2 separate regions of the Homo sapiens genome follow, and region 1 is linked to region 2. The links are chromatin contacts, found by Hi-C or POLR2A ChIA-PET in ENCODE. All regions are on one chromosome and are shown on one strand. The core of a region is the stretch at or near the end of the contact, and the rest is flanking DNA. Distances in the headings are between cores, read along the strand shown.

What was found. A loop is a pair of places that touch in the nucleus more often than their neighbours do. ChIA-PET counts read pairs that join two places held with the same protein, here RNA polymerase II (POLR2A). Pooled maps may share reads with other maps.
Region 1: a loop to region 2 is called in a map with no recorded cell type, with 2.0 times the contacts of the local background. The contact joins two enhancer-like sites. A Hi-C loop is called at or near these places in 2 of 168 maps with a recorded cell type or tissue (both naive thymus-derived CD4-positive, alpha-beta T cell), 12 of 37 single-sample maps with no recorded cell type and 11 of 50 pooled maps. POLR2A ChIA-PET finds 5 or more read pairs at or near these places in 2 of 52 experiments (activated B cell and activated T-cell).

Annotation. Positions count from the first base shown.
Region 1 is chr2:159,956,752-159,962,708 of GRCh38, forward strand. The region is part of intron 20 of PLA2R1 (phospholipase A2 receptor 1); the gene reads right to left. Among named protein-coding and RNA genes, the nearest start is that of LY75-CD302, 55 kb to the left of the region's middle. Within about 2 kb of position 4,465, at least 2 of the 41 ENCODE cell types and tissues checked have a DNase peak (open chromatin) inside an H3K27ac peak, as active enhancers do.
Region 2 is chr2:159,108,983-159,115,471 of GRCh38, forward strand. All of the region lies in intron 4 of TANC1 (tetratricopeptide repeat, ankyrin repeat and coiled-coil containing 1), which reads left to right. Among named protein-coding and RNA genes, the nearest start is that of MIR6888, 75 kb to the right of the region's middle. Within about 2 kb of position 2,734, at least 5 of the 41 ENCODE cell types and tissues checked have a DNase peak (open chromatin) inside an H3K27ac peak, as active enhancers do.

The sequences.
Region 1 (5,957 bases), core at 3,215-5,714, 850 kb after region 2:
ATTTTTCTTTCACCTCCTCCAAAGGTGTTACAGTAAAACAAAGAGGAGCAGCTTTTAGGGTGAGTTAATGACTTGCCTGCATTTGCAGCAGGCAGGAACAGAAGCAGGGATGCGTTTTGTCTTGTGAAATGTCAGAACAGTGCCTTCAGCACAATGAAAAGTAGTATTCTTCCTAAAAAGGAGCCACTCTGATTGCAAAGTTTACATGGGCACATTTAATCTAAAAAAAAAAAAACAAAAACATTCTGGGGGTGGCAATGAACAGCTTAGTTCAATTTTATTTACAAACACACTTCCTTACTTTAAGTGAGAGAGAAATAATGGGGAGTCAAACACATCAGGTGTTTAAATTCACTAAATACTTGAGTCAGCCATTTGGTCACTAAGTCTATTGGGAAGAGCCAGAGAAGAAAAATAAATGATCCCAGTGGGACAGAAAGCAAGGGTATGACCAAAGAAACCTGGGAAGAAGTAGAAATGAAGGGGAAGGTTGGCCATCAATGTTAGAGGGAACACAGAAAAGGTTGTGGAATTTGGCAATAAAAGTTGAGTGTTATGCAAGAGAGAATCATGTCTGCATCATGGCAGAGGTTTCTTTTCTTTTCTTTTTAAATTTTTTTTGAGATGGAGTCTTGCTCTGTTGCCCAGGCTGGAGTGCAGTGGTCAGATCTCGGCTCACTGCAACCTCTGCCTCCTGGGTTCAAGTGATTCTCCTACCTCAGTCTCCTGAGTAACTGGGACTACAGGTGCGCACCACCATGCCTGGCTAATTTTTGTATTTTTAGTAGAGATGGGGTTTCACCATGTTGGCCAGGATGGTCTTGATCTCTTGACCTTGTGATCCATCTGCCTTGGCCTCCCAAAGAGTTGGGATTACAGGTGTGAGCCACTGCGCCCTGCCACAGAGGTTTCTTTCTTATGGGATGAGAAATGGAATGATACATACTTGGCAGGACAGGCAGGGTTGAAGATAAGTTTGTTTGTTTTTCCCTGAAAGTTCGATGAAATTTAAGAATGTTGGTAGGAACAGATGGAGTTTGGTGAGAGGAAAAGATAGAAGAGAAAGGTTATAATGGATCAGGCAAAATTCCAGAGAGGTCAGGAGAAACTTTATGCAAAGGATGTTTCATCTGGAACTTGCTGGGGATTCTTCTCTCATAATCAATTCTCTCATCAATGAACACAGATAACCCTAGTCATTGATAGATCAGATCCTAAGATCTCGCCACTACAGGATAATTCTAGGTTAGCGTGGAAACCTACACTTGAAAAAGCATCCTTTCCTACCTTATTTTGAAATGATATCTGATATAGTTTGGATGTCTGTTCCCTCCAACTCTCATGTTGAAATGTAATTCCCAGTGTTGAAGGTGAGGCCTGGTGGGAGGTGATTGGATCATGGGGCAGATCCCTCTTGAAGGCTTAGGACCATCCCCTAGGTGATCAATGAGTTCTCAGTTCATGCGAGATCTGATTGTTTAAAAGTCTGGAACCTCCTCTCACCTCACCCTCTTGTGCTTGCTCTTGCCATGTGACATGCTGGTTCCCTGTTATCTTCTGCCATGATTGTAAGCTCCCTGAGGCCCTCACCAGTAGCAGGTGCCGGCACCATGCTTCTTGTACAGCCTGCAGAACTGTAAGTCAAAATAAACCTATTTTCTTCATCAGTTACCCAGTCTCAGGTATTCCTTTATAGAAATGCAAGACTGGTCTAATACAATATCTTTCCCCATCATTCTTTAATTTCCAAATTTTTCAGTTCTCCACCCCTTCCCCACCATCATACACCCCTTAAAAGCAGAGAGACTAAGTCTTACTCCTCTTTGAACATCACACCAGAGAAGGCCCCTAGTAAACATTTATTAAGCAAAATAAAAGACAACAGACCCTAAAATGGTTGTCAAATGACATTGTCAGTCATTCTAAATTTAGCTCAGTGGTTCTCCAACAGGACAATTTTGCCCCTCAGGGTATATTTTGATAATGCCTGCAGATATTTTTCACTGTTACAGTTGGGGAGGGGATTGCTATTGGCAACTAATGGGTAGAGACAAAGATGCTGCTAACCATTTGCAAAGCACAGGTCAGGTCAGTCTTTCAAAAGAAAGAATTATCTGACCCCAAATGTCAATAGTGTAAGGTAATTCTTTTTAAAACTCAGTCCTGATCATGTCACCCTTTAGTTTAAACCCTTCAGGAATTTTCCACTACTCTTAGGATAAAAACCAGAAACACTGAACTAGCTTGAGGTTGAGTTGCCAACTAAGAGAGAAAATACATTTTCAATTCTTCTGGTCCTTTTTGTCTTGTTTGCTTCACAAATAAACTGAATTGGCTTTCAAGGAGTTTAATTTTATAACAACTATCCTTTTATCTATTTCCTTTCATTTTGCCTCTTTCCTCTAATTACAAATTCTAAAGAGTGGCACATATTAATTATTGGGAAGTCTTATCATTTAATGTGAATTCACCTTGTGTTCAGATAGTTACACTAATGAACCATTCATAAATACCAATGAACCTCATTGGTTCAGTTAGCTCAATAAATCTCTCCAGAAAAACATCTCCTCTGCTTCCTCTATGTTTGCCTCAGCCAGGATTTACTAGCTTGACTACGGAAGTGTGGCCTGCAATTACCACGACTTCATTGTTTCTAAAAATATAACATATTTACTAACACACTCCGAAATTGTGTCATTAATAATTAAGGCAAAGCAGCAAGATGAAGTACAGCATCCTTAATTTAAAATTGTTTACTTACTAATTTGCAAAATGTGATCAAGTTTAATGCATCTCTGATTATTACTGTGAATTAATGGGGTCCTACTGTATTCTAAATGGGTTTTCAATATAAAATTCTTTTTTGTCTCAAAATCATTTCTAGCTCAATATTTGGAAATGAAATTCAGTTCCCTCCAAACTTGGTCCTTTCCCAGTGTTCCTACTCACAATGAATGGCACGGTCTGCATGCACTTATACACATACAATAAGCCTGAAACCTCAGAGGCATCCTTACCTTCCCACTCCATCTCCCCAACAGCCATACCATTTGGACATCTCATTTCCCAAAAAGCCCCCTCACCCATCCCCATTCCCACTGCCTCATGGTCTCTGCCACCACTATCTTAGCCCAACCTACCAGTCTCTTGCCTGCACTACAGCAATAGCTTCCTAACTGCTCTTACCTTTCTCACCCTTGCCCTTCTTCCATATATCCTTGGCACTACATCTAGAGTAACTTTTTAAAATTTGGTCCTGGTCACGTCCTTCTTTAGTTTTAAACCCATCAAGGGTTTCCCACTGCTCTTAGGATAGAGGCCAGAAGTCCAACACGGTATCACCCTTTCCACTTCTTTTGTCTCACCTTTGGCCACTCTAGTTCTCTATGTTTCCTTTAGTTTCTTAAATGTCATACTCCCACCTTGCTGCAGGACCTTAGCACATGCAGCTCCCCCTATTTTTAATGTTCCCTGCCTTTCTGACCACTTCAGTCAGGTCCTCTGGCTATACACTTTTCTAGAACCACATAACTTTCCTTCATCACGTACAGCACAGTTTTAAATTACACAGCCATTTTCCTGATCGATTTACTAATGTTTGTTCTCCCTCTAGTGTGTAAGCACCAAAAGAGAAGGGGCTGTGTCTGTTTTTCCTCACCACTGAATTCCCGACATCGAGATAGTAAATGAATGAATGAATGAAGTGCTCCAATTTGAATAAATTCCAAAAAGAGGTGAGAGTATTTTTAAGAAAAAACTATGTTATGCACAAAATCAAATATTGACTAATCCCAAACTAGACAGTGCAAAGCAGCCATTACCACTCAATCCAGGTCTTGAATAAAAATATGTAAGTAGAAGCACAAGAGTTAATCACACACACACACTTAGAATTTCTTCCTCCCACAGATCTGCTGGGACAAGTATCTTAGATGACTCATTCTTCCTGGGTAAACCCCTGGTCAAACCTCTGTTACATTATCAAACACAGAGAAAACTATTTATGAGACATTAGAAAAGATGCTTAATTTCTGTGTATCTCAGTTTTAAAACCCACTTAATTTGCCAACAAAGTGGGATTTTTTTCCTTAGAAATAACCAATAAAAATTAGTCCTAGGAAATTCACAAACAATAAGCAAAGTTTAATGGGACATAATATATTGGAACTCATTTCAGAATTGTGAAGTAAAGAAGGTCCATCATTGTTATCTCCCAGTTTTCCTTCTGTAGCTTTATTTGTTAATAGGGAAAAACCATCCCACCGCTCTCAGCTATCAACTCTCCTATTAACAGTTTTTCTAATAATCTGATAAACTTACTTGTTTCAAGATGTTGATGACAGATGAGGCAATCTCAAAAATATTTCCCTTTTAAAAATAAAGGAAAGTGTTGAGACAAAGGAGAGAAACTCCAGTGGTGGAATTTTAGGCATTAATGCGCAGGAGAAGGCACTGTGGGTGGGGAGACATGCATGGTGACTCTGACATTGTGCCAGGTGAATTGCCACCTACTTATGAAGCCTGCTGTGATGATATCCTTTGTAATCAAATGCTCCTAATGCCTTGAAGAAAGAGTTGTGGAACTATGACTGTTGAATTGCTGGGTAAATATTGGCCACACATTAGAATAACTGAGGGAGCTTTAAAAAAATACGGATGCCTGGATCCCATGCAGATCAGCTAAATCAGAATCTTCAGGACGTCTCCTGCACTTTGATGTTTTTAAAAAGCTCACCTGCTGATTCTAAATATTTGACCAGGGCTGAAAACTACTGATCTAGCTGTTAGTTATCAATAATTTTTTTTTATAACTCTGAGCTACATGAGGGTGTTTTAATCATGCCCCAGGGCTAGCTTCAGAAGGCGCCTCCCCTCCCCGCCATTCTCATGCACATATTTATTCCCCTCTCTATTCCTTTCATGGGAAGCATTCACTTGCTCTTTTGCCCTGGGTCTGCTCCACCATCACTGCCACCATTCCCATAGATACACACTCTCTACGTGTGTACAGGAGGACACATGGGATGGAGGTGAACTGTGTGGGTAAAAATCAAGTTTGGGGGAAGGATAATAGCAAAAGGCTGAACCAGAAACAACTATTCCAGGTTTCTAAGAATTATTTATCAAATGCTAAGGATTTGACTTGTCATTAATTTCCTTAAAATATCCTCTTTTAATCCTAGAAGAAAACCTGGGCAATACCATTCAGGACATAGGCATGAGCAAAGACTTCATGCCTAAAACACCAAAAGCAATGGCAACAAAAGCCAAAATAGACAAATGGGATCTAATTAAATTAAAGAGCTTCTGCACAGCAAAAGAAACTATCATCAGAATAAACAGGCAACCTACAGAATGGGAGAAAATTTTTGCAATCTATCCATCTGACAAAGGTCTAATATCCAGAATCTACAAAGAACTTAAACAAATTTACAAGAAAAAAACAAACAACCCCATCAAAAAGTGGGCCAAGGAGATGAACAGACACTTCTCAAAAGAAGACATTATGCAGTCAACAGAAATATGAAAAAATACTCATCATCACTTGTCATTAGAGAAATGCAAATCAAACCCACAATGAGATACCACATCAGGCCAGTTAGAATGGCGATCATTAAAAAGTCAGGAAACAACAGATGCTGGAGAGTATGTGGAGAAATATGAACACTTTTACACTGTTGGTGGGAGTGTAAATTAGTTAAACCATTGTGGAACACAGTGTGGTGATTCCCCAAGGATCTAGAACTAGAAATACCATTTGACCCAGCAATCCCATTACTGGGTATATACCCAAAGGATTATAAATCATGCTGCTATAAAGACACATGCACATGTTTGTTTATTGCAGCACTATTCACAATAGCAAAGACTTGGAACCAACCCAAATGTCCATCAATGATAGACTGGATAAAGAAAATGTGGCACATAAACACCATGGAATACTATGCAGCCATAAA
Region 2 (6,489 bases), core at 1,484-3,983:
TAATTTAGGAAACACTCTTCAAAGGAGATGTGATTTTCTTGTTACTTCCACCACCAACAAAGTCCTCTTTATTGGTCACAGGTCCTGAGTACAGCTAATGAGCTGACCTTTCGAAGAGGCTAGGAGAGTAAGTTCACCACCCTAAATCCAGAACTGGTGAGACTGCAGTTCAGCTAATGAGATGTGAAGGGTCCTGACAGATGCAGGCTGTCTCTGTCTGCCCCAGTCATGAGTGTGTCTGTCTGCCCCAGTCATGGGCAGGTGGACGCAGCTGGATTCATGTCCCGGCTCTGTAGGCTTGAGCAGGCCATAGGTGTTTCTTCCTCTGAAACATGGGGTAATAATGGGGCTTCTAAGATGTTATGGACTGCATGTTTATGTCCCCCCAAAATTGATGTTGAAACTGTAACCTCTAATTAGGATGCTATGAAGAGATGGGGCCTTTGGGAGGTGATTAAGTTTTGAAATCAGGAGGGTGGAACCTCCATGATGGGATTAATGCCCTTATATAAGAAGAGGAAGGTACTAGAGCTCTTTCTGTTAGCCATGTGAGAATACGGTAGTTCTTCCTTATCTGTGGTTTCAGTTACCTGCAGTCAACTGTGGTTCAAAAATATTACATGAGAAATTCTTGAAATAATTGATAAGTCATAAATTGCATGCCATTCTGAGTAGCATGCTGAAATCCAGCTCTTTCCAGCCCAGGACAGGAATCTTCCCTTGGCCCAGTGTCCATGTGCTGCACACGCTACCCTCCTGTTAATCACTCAGTAGCCCTCTCAGTTGTCAGGCTGACTGTCACAGTATCACACCACATGTATTCAAGTCAACCTTATTTTACTTAACTGTGGCCCCAAAGCACAAGAGTGGTGACGCTGGCAATTTGGAAATGCCAAGGAGAAGCTGTAAAGTGCTTCCTTTAAGTGGAAAGGCAAAAGTTCTTGACTTAATAAAGAAAAAACATTGTATGCTGAGGTTGCTAAGATCTATAGTAAGAATGAATCTTCCATGAAATTATGACAAAGGAAAAAGAAATTCATGGTAGTTTTGCTGTCATACCTCAAACTGCATAAGTTACTGCCACTGTGTGTGATAAATTCTTAGTTAAGATGAAAAAGGCATTCCATTTATGGGTTGAAGACAAGAACAGAAAATGAGTTCCATTTGTTGGCAACATGTTGCCAAGAGAAAGCGTTGAGACTATGGAGAAAATTCTGCAAGAGAGGTCCCCTGAAATGAGTGACACAAAGCCATTTAGTGCAAGCGAAGGATATATGTATAGGAAAAAGCATAGTGTGTATACAGGGTTCAGTACTATCCTCAGTTTCCACTGGAGGCCTTGGTATATATCCTCTGCAGATAAGGAGGCACTGCTGTACAGTGAGTAGGCACTGTCCTCAGACACTGGTTCTGCTGGTTCCTTGATCTGGGACTTCCCAGCCTCCAAACTGAGAAATAAATTGTTGTTTAAGCCACCCAATCTATGTTTGGTTTTGTTTCTTTAAATTTTTTGAAAAAGATGGGGTTTCACCATGTTGCACAGGCTGGTCTTGAACTCCTGGGCTAAAGCAATCCTTCTGCCTCAGCCTCCCAAAGTGCTGGGATTACAGGTGTGTGCCATGGCACCCAGCCTTCTGTGGTATGTGAAAAGTAGCAGCCTGAACTAAGACATAGGACAAGTGAAATTTAAACAAGATGTAGACTGTAAAGTGTAGGGTCGTGGTGGTTGCAATTTCCATGTCACCATCTTCCCTGGAGCCCATCTTCAGCTTCCCTCGTGTGACTTGGTCGCCATGAATGGATTCCCATAGTATCTGTCCCCTTGATTGTTTATCCTCAGTCAAATGCCCTCCAGTGGGATTCCACCCTCTGGTCTGTGTTTTCTGGCAAGCATGTGTCGTCTTGACATGCAGCACAGCCCTCCTTCGGGGCTTTGTTCCCTGGGAATAGGACATGAAAGTGGAACACAGTGGGTTCCACTTCTAGCCCTGCTGCCAGCTTCTTGGATTATTCATCTTTTCCTGGTTTGCACATGATTTGTGTGAAGTGATTAAAATGTTATGTATGTAGAATTACCCTATACAGGAAGCCAGCTCTTAGAACTGGTGATGTGAGTATAAAGGTCTAAGAAAGCAATGGTTCTTGGCAGAAAAGAGAAACACAGGTAAAGCAAAAAGGCAGGATGCCTGGTGGTGCCCTGCCTGGGTAATTTGTGAAGCTGCCATGTGCACACTATGGAAATGAGAGCCTGTGATTCATGAAGCTGATGGAGAGTATAAATGCTGCAAGGTGGTCCAGGTTTGCTCTCCAAGCAATGAGAACAAAACTCCGGTTGAAACTGAGCACATAGCTACATACTGTTCAAAGCTGTGCAACACAGCAGAGAAACACAGGTGCTCCTTACACAGGTAAGTGATAAAGTCAGCACTTGAGGCAGAAGCCTTTGTGTCAGGTTACCCTTGAACATCCCTCAGATGGCTTAAATGCCATCTGCAGACATGCTGTCTCTTGATGGCACAGCCGTTGTTCTGCCATTTAAACAGATTGTTGTTTATTTGGACGAGCACCAGATGAAGTAGATAGCTTGTACTCAGGATTACACTGTACCAGAAACACATACCTGGTACACCAGAATCCCGTATAGGAGGGGCACGTGGGGCTGAGACGGGCTGAGGGACCAGCAGATGAGTCTGCACCACAGTTGGCAGTGCTGCCTCCTCCTCTTAGAGTGCACACAATGGAATGCAAGTGAGGTCATTGTGCCCTGGTCACAACTGCACCATGATGCCAGATGGAGGCGTCCTCTGAGAACACAGCGAGTATTATGGAGGCTTCTATCTTGGGCTGTTTGAAGTTTGTTTGATGTTTCACCAGGACTTTGGATGTAACACTTGGATATTGAAGGTCTTTGGTAATCACAGAAAAATATATGCCCATTGTACGCCTTGTAGAGTCTAGTGTTAACATTTGATACAGAAATTGTATGTCTTGAAGTGAGACGTACAAACTAGAATCTCCTGTTGTGTCAGTCAGAAAGAGATTGTGGACTACAGCTCTTCAGTGAAAATTCAGTAGGGATTTCTTTTCTTGAAAGTATTTTTACAAAATAATTCACTTTTTTCAGTTATACAGTTGCTATTAGAGCAGATATGTGCACTCAGAGTTGAATGAATGTGTATGCACTCATATGTACATTAAAATTTGAATGTAGGCATGCAAAATATTCTCAGTAAGTTTTTTGGGTTTTTTTGTTGGTTTGTTTTTTGTTTTTGTTTTGTTTTTGAGACAGAGTCTCACTCTGCTGCCCAGGCTGGAGTGCCGTGGTGTGATCTCATCTTGCTCGGCTCACTGCAACCTCCCCCTCACAGGTGCAAGTGATTCTCCTGCTTCACCCTCCCAAGTAGCTGGGACTATGGGCAGATTCCACCACATGCAGCTAATTTTCGTATTTTTAGGAGAGACAGGATTTCACCATGTTGCCCAGGCTGGTGTCAAACTCCTGACCTCAGGTGATCTGCACGCCTCGGCCTCACAAAGTGCTGAGATTACAGGCGTGAGCCACTGCACCCAGCCTTTTTTTTTTTTTTTTTTCTCGTTTTCCTAAGAGACAGGTTCTTGCTTTGTCGCTCAGCTGGAGTGCAATGGCACAATCACAGCTCACTGCATCCTTGAACTCCTGGGCTCCTGGGTGTAAGCAGTCCTCCCACCTGGGTCTCCTGAGTAGCTAGGACTACAGGCACATGCCACCATGGCCGGGTAATTTTTTTATCTTGCATTTTTATAGAGATAGGGTTCTGCTGTGTTGCCAGGCTGCTCTCAAACTCCTAGCCTCAAGCTATCCCCCAGCCTTGGCCTCCCAAAGGGCTGGGATTACAGGTGTAAGCCACCACACCCAGCCAGTATTTTTTTTTTTTAAGGTTGTGAAGTTTAAGCAGATTTTTTTCTTTTTAAACTTATGGCATTTTTTAAAAAAATTTTTTTGAGACAGGGTCTTGCTGTGTCACCCAGGCTGGGGAATCTCGGCTCATTGCAACCTCTTCCTCCTGGGCTTAATCGATCCTCCCACCTCAGCCTCCCAAGTAGCTGGGACTACAAGCATGTGTCACTACGCGTGGCTAATTTTTGTATTTTTAGTAGAGAAGGGTTTTCTCTGCCTCACCCTGTTGCCTTCAGCCATATTGCCCAGGCTGGTCTTGAACTCCTGGACTTGAGCAATCTTCCCTCCTTGGCCTCCCAAAGTGCTGGGATTATGGGCATGAGAAGTTTAAGCAAATCTTAGCTGCATTAGATGATTTTAGTATATTGTCCCTTTTACTGCCTCCTAAACAGAAAAATTCTACCCAGGATATTGTATTGTAGGAGGACAGACAGACCTGGGGTCAATCCCAAGTCCTTGTTCTTAGTGGCTCTGTTTCCTTAGAAGAGTACTAAATTAATGTCTCTAATAGTTGGTTTCCTCATTGAGAAAGGAGAATAACCTACCTACCATATGGGTCTTTGAGAGGATTGGAAGGAATGTAAAGTGCCTGGCTCCTAGAATATGTTGGAAGAATGCTGCCCTTGCCATGTTCCATCAAACTGGTCCTGACATCTGAGATTGGGGTAAATCGCCCCTTCTGCCTTTTATTGTCCTCTCTCCTGTATCATCCTCTTTTGCCTTTAGTCTGTTTCTCTCACCTGGAGAATAGAGAAGGCACCACTCCTTCAGTGGAGGACTCTTGAAATCTAATTGCTTGCCAGGCACAGCAGTGCACTTGTAATCCCGATTACTGGGGAAGCAGAGGCTGGAGTATAACTTGAGCCAAGGAGTTTGTGATAAGCCTGGGCAGCATAGTGAGACTCCAGTCTCTTAAAAATTTTTTGAACAAAAAAATCTAATTGCTGACATTTGGACTTGGGTTAGCAAATATTGTTGAAACCATGAAAACCAAATTATTCATCATTGGGATCTGAGTTTTTGAATTGTGGGCACGGCTCTGTGGATGAGCTGACCCATCTACAGCTTCTGTGGGAAGGGTCTTGCCAGATACTTAATTGGTTTTCATTTCCTGAAGTGTGTGTTGCTTCCAGCCAAATGCTTTATGCTTATTTATTCTTAGTCCTATTGTAGCTTTTATTAAAAGTGATAAAGATCAGTGAGAGCACAAGGAACCAAGTTTTAGAGGAGTGTGAAAAGCAGTTCACAAGACAACGAGCTGATACCAAAGATTATGGGGACTGAAGGTAGGGAGCCAACCAAGCACCCAACTGTCCTCCTGAGGGGAGGACAGATGTGGCCTGGCTGTAAAGAGATGCCTTGCAGGGGCCACCTGAGTCCCATAAGATTGTCAGGAAGAAATGATATCAGTGGCCAGGTCAAGGAGCTATCCATTAGTTTCTGAGGATGTAATATTTACTAATATTTACTTGGTTTTAGGTTTTACTGTACAGTTAATTTTTTCTTATAGTTTGTGGTATTTTAACAGGCAAGCAGGTGCTTTTAAGGTGGGGGGAAACATCTTAACTGTAGCCTGAAATCTTGACTTACTGACAGTGTTGCTAGTAGAGTAGTGTGTGATACCCAGAAAGGAAAAAATAAACCTGTTGAGTTCAACATGTTTCCCCGAAATGAGCAAGAAACATATATCAGACTGCTTAAGAGAATCCCATTTTTATTTGCATTTTGACACTCTTTTATTATTTTTATGGTATACTTTTCCTGTTTCTTCCTTTCAACCTGGAAATTATTAGTTTGTGTGCCCTTTGGGCTTTAAAATAAAGTTCATTTTATTCTGTGGTCATCTCAAGAGCTCTTACTCCCCCAGTTCTCCTGGACTTGTTTTGGTGAGAGCCTGTTCCAGGATCCCTTTCATTGTAAGAGGACATTGTATGGGTGGATATGATGACTTTTGGTGGTGATCTTTATTTTTGCAAATGGCCTCAGAGGCACTCTGAGTTATTCAGTCTTTCACGCAGTGATTTCATGAGCTTCCATAAACATTTGTTTTATACCAGTTTATTGAGCACCAGCCATGTGTTGGGCTCTGGACTAGAGATGTGGTGGATATAAAGGTAAATAAATACTTGGCTCTAAGCTCTGGGGACCTCCCAGTTTGGCAAGAGATGACAACAGTGAAGACATTGAGGTGTCTACAAAGTGTTGTGACCTCACGGAGAAGAGCGAGACTCTCCTTTCGGAAGCTGGTAAGGGTGTGTGTGTGTGTGTGTGTGTGTGTATGTGTGTCCGTGTGTGTGTGTGTCATTGGAGGAGCCAGGTGTTTTATTTTGGCAGTGATGTCCTATGACAGAGTTAAGCAGAAGAGGGATGAAATAAATAGATTTGGTTTCTAGGACGGTAACTGTTTCACACAGGCCTCCTTGGGGTTGAGACTGGGACTCCTTGAGTCAAATGCAGTATAGTGGCTTAACTCTGCAGGGGAATGTGCAGTGTGGTGGAGGTTGATTTGAAAAAGTTTTAGGAAAAAGAATCTTTAGGTTGTGGTGACCTGT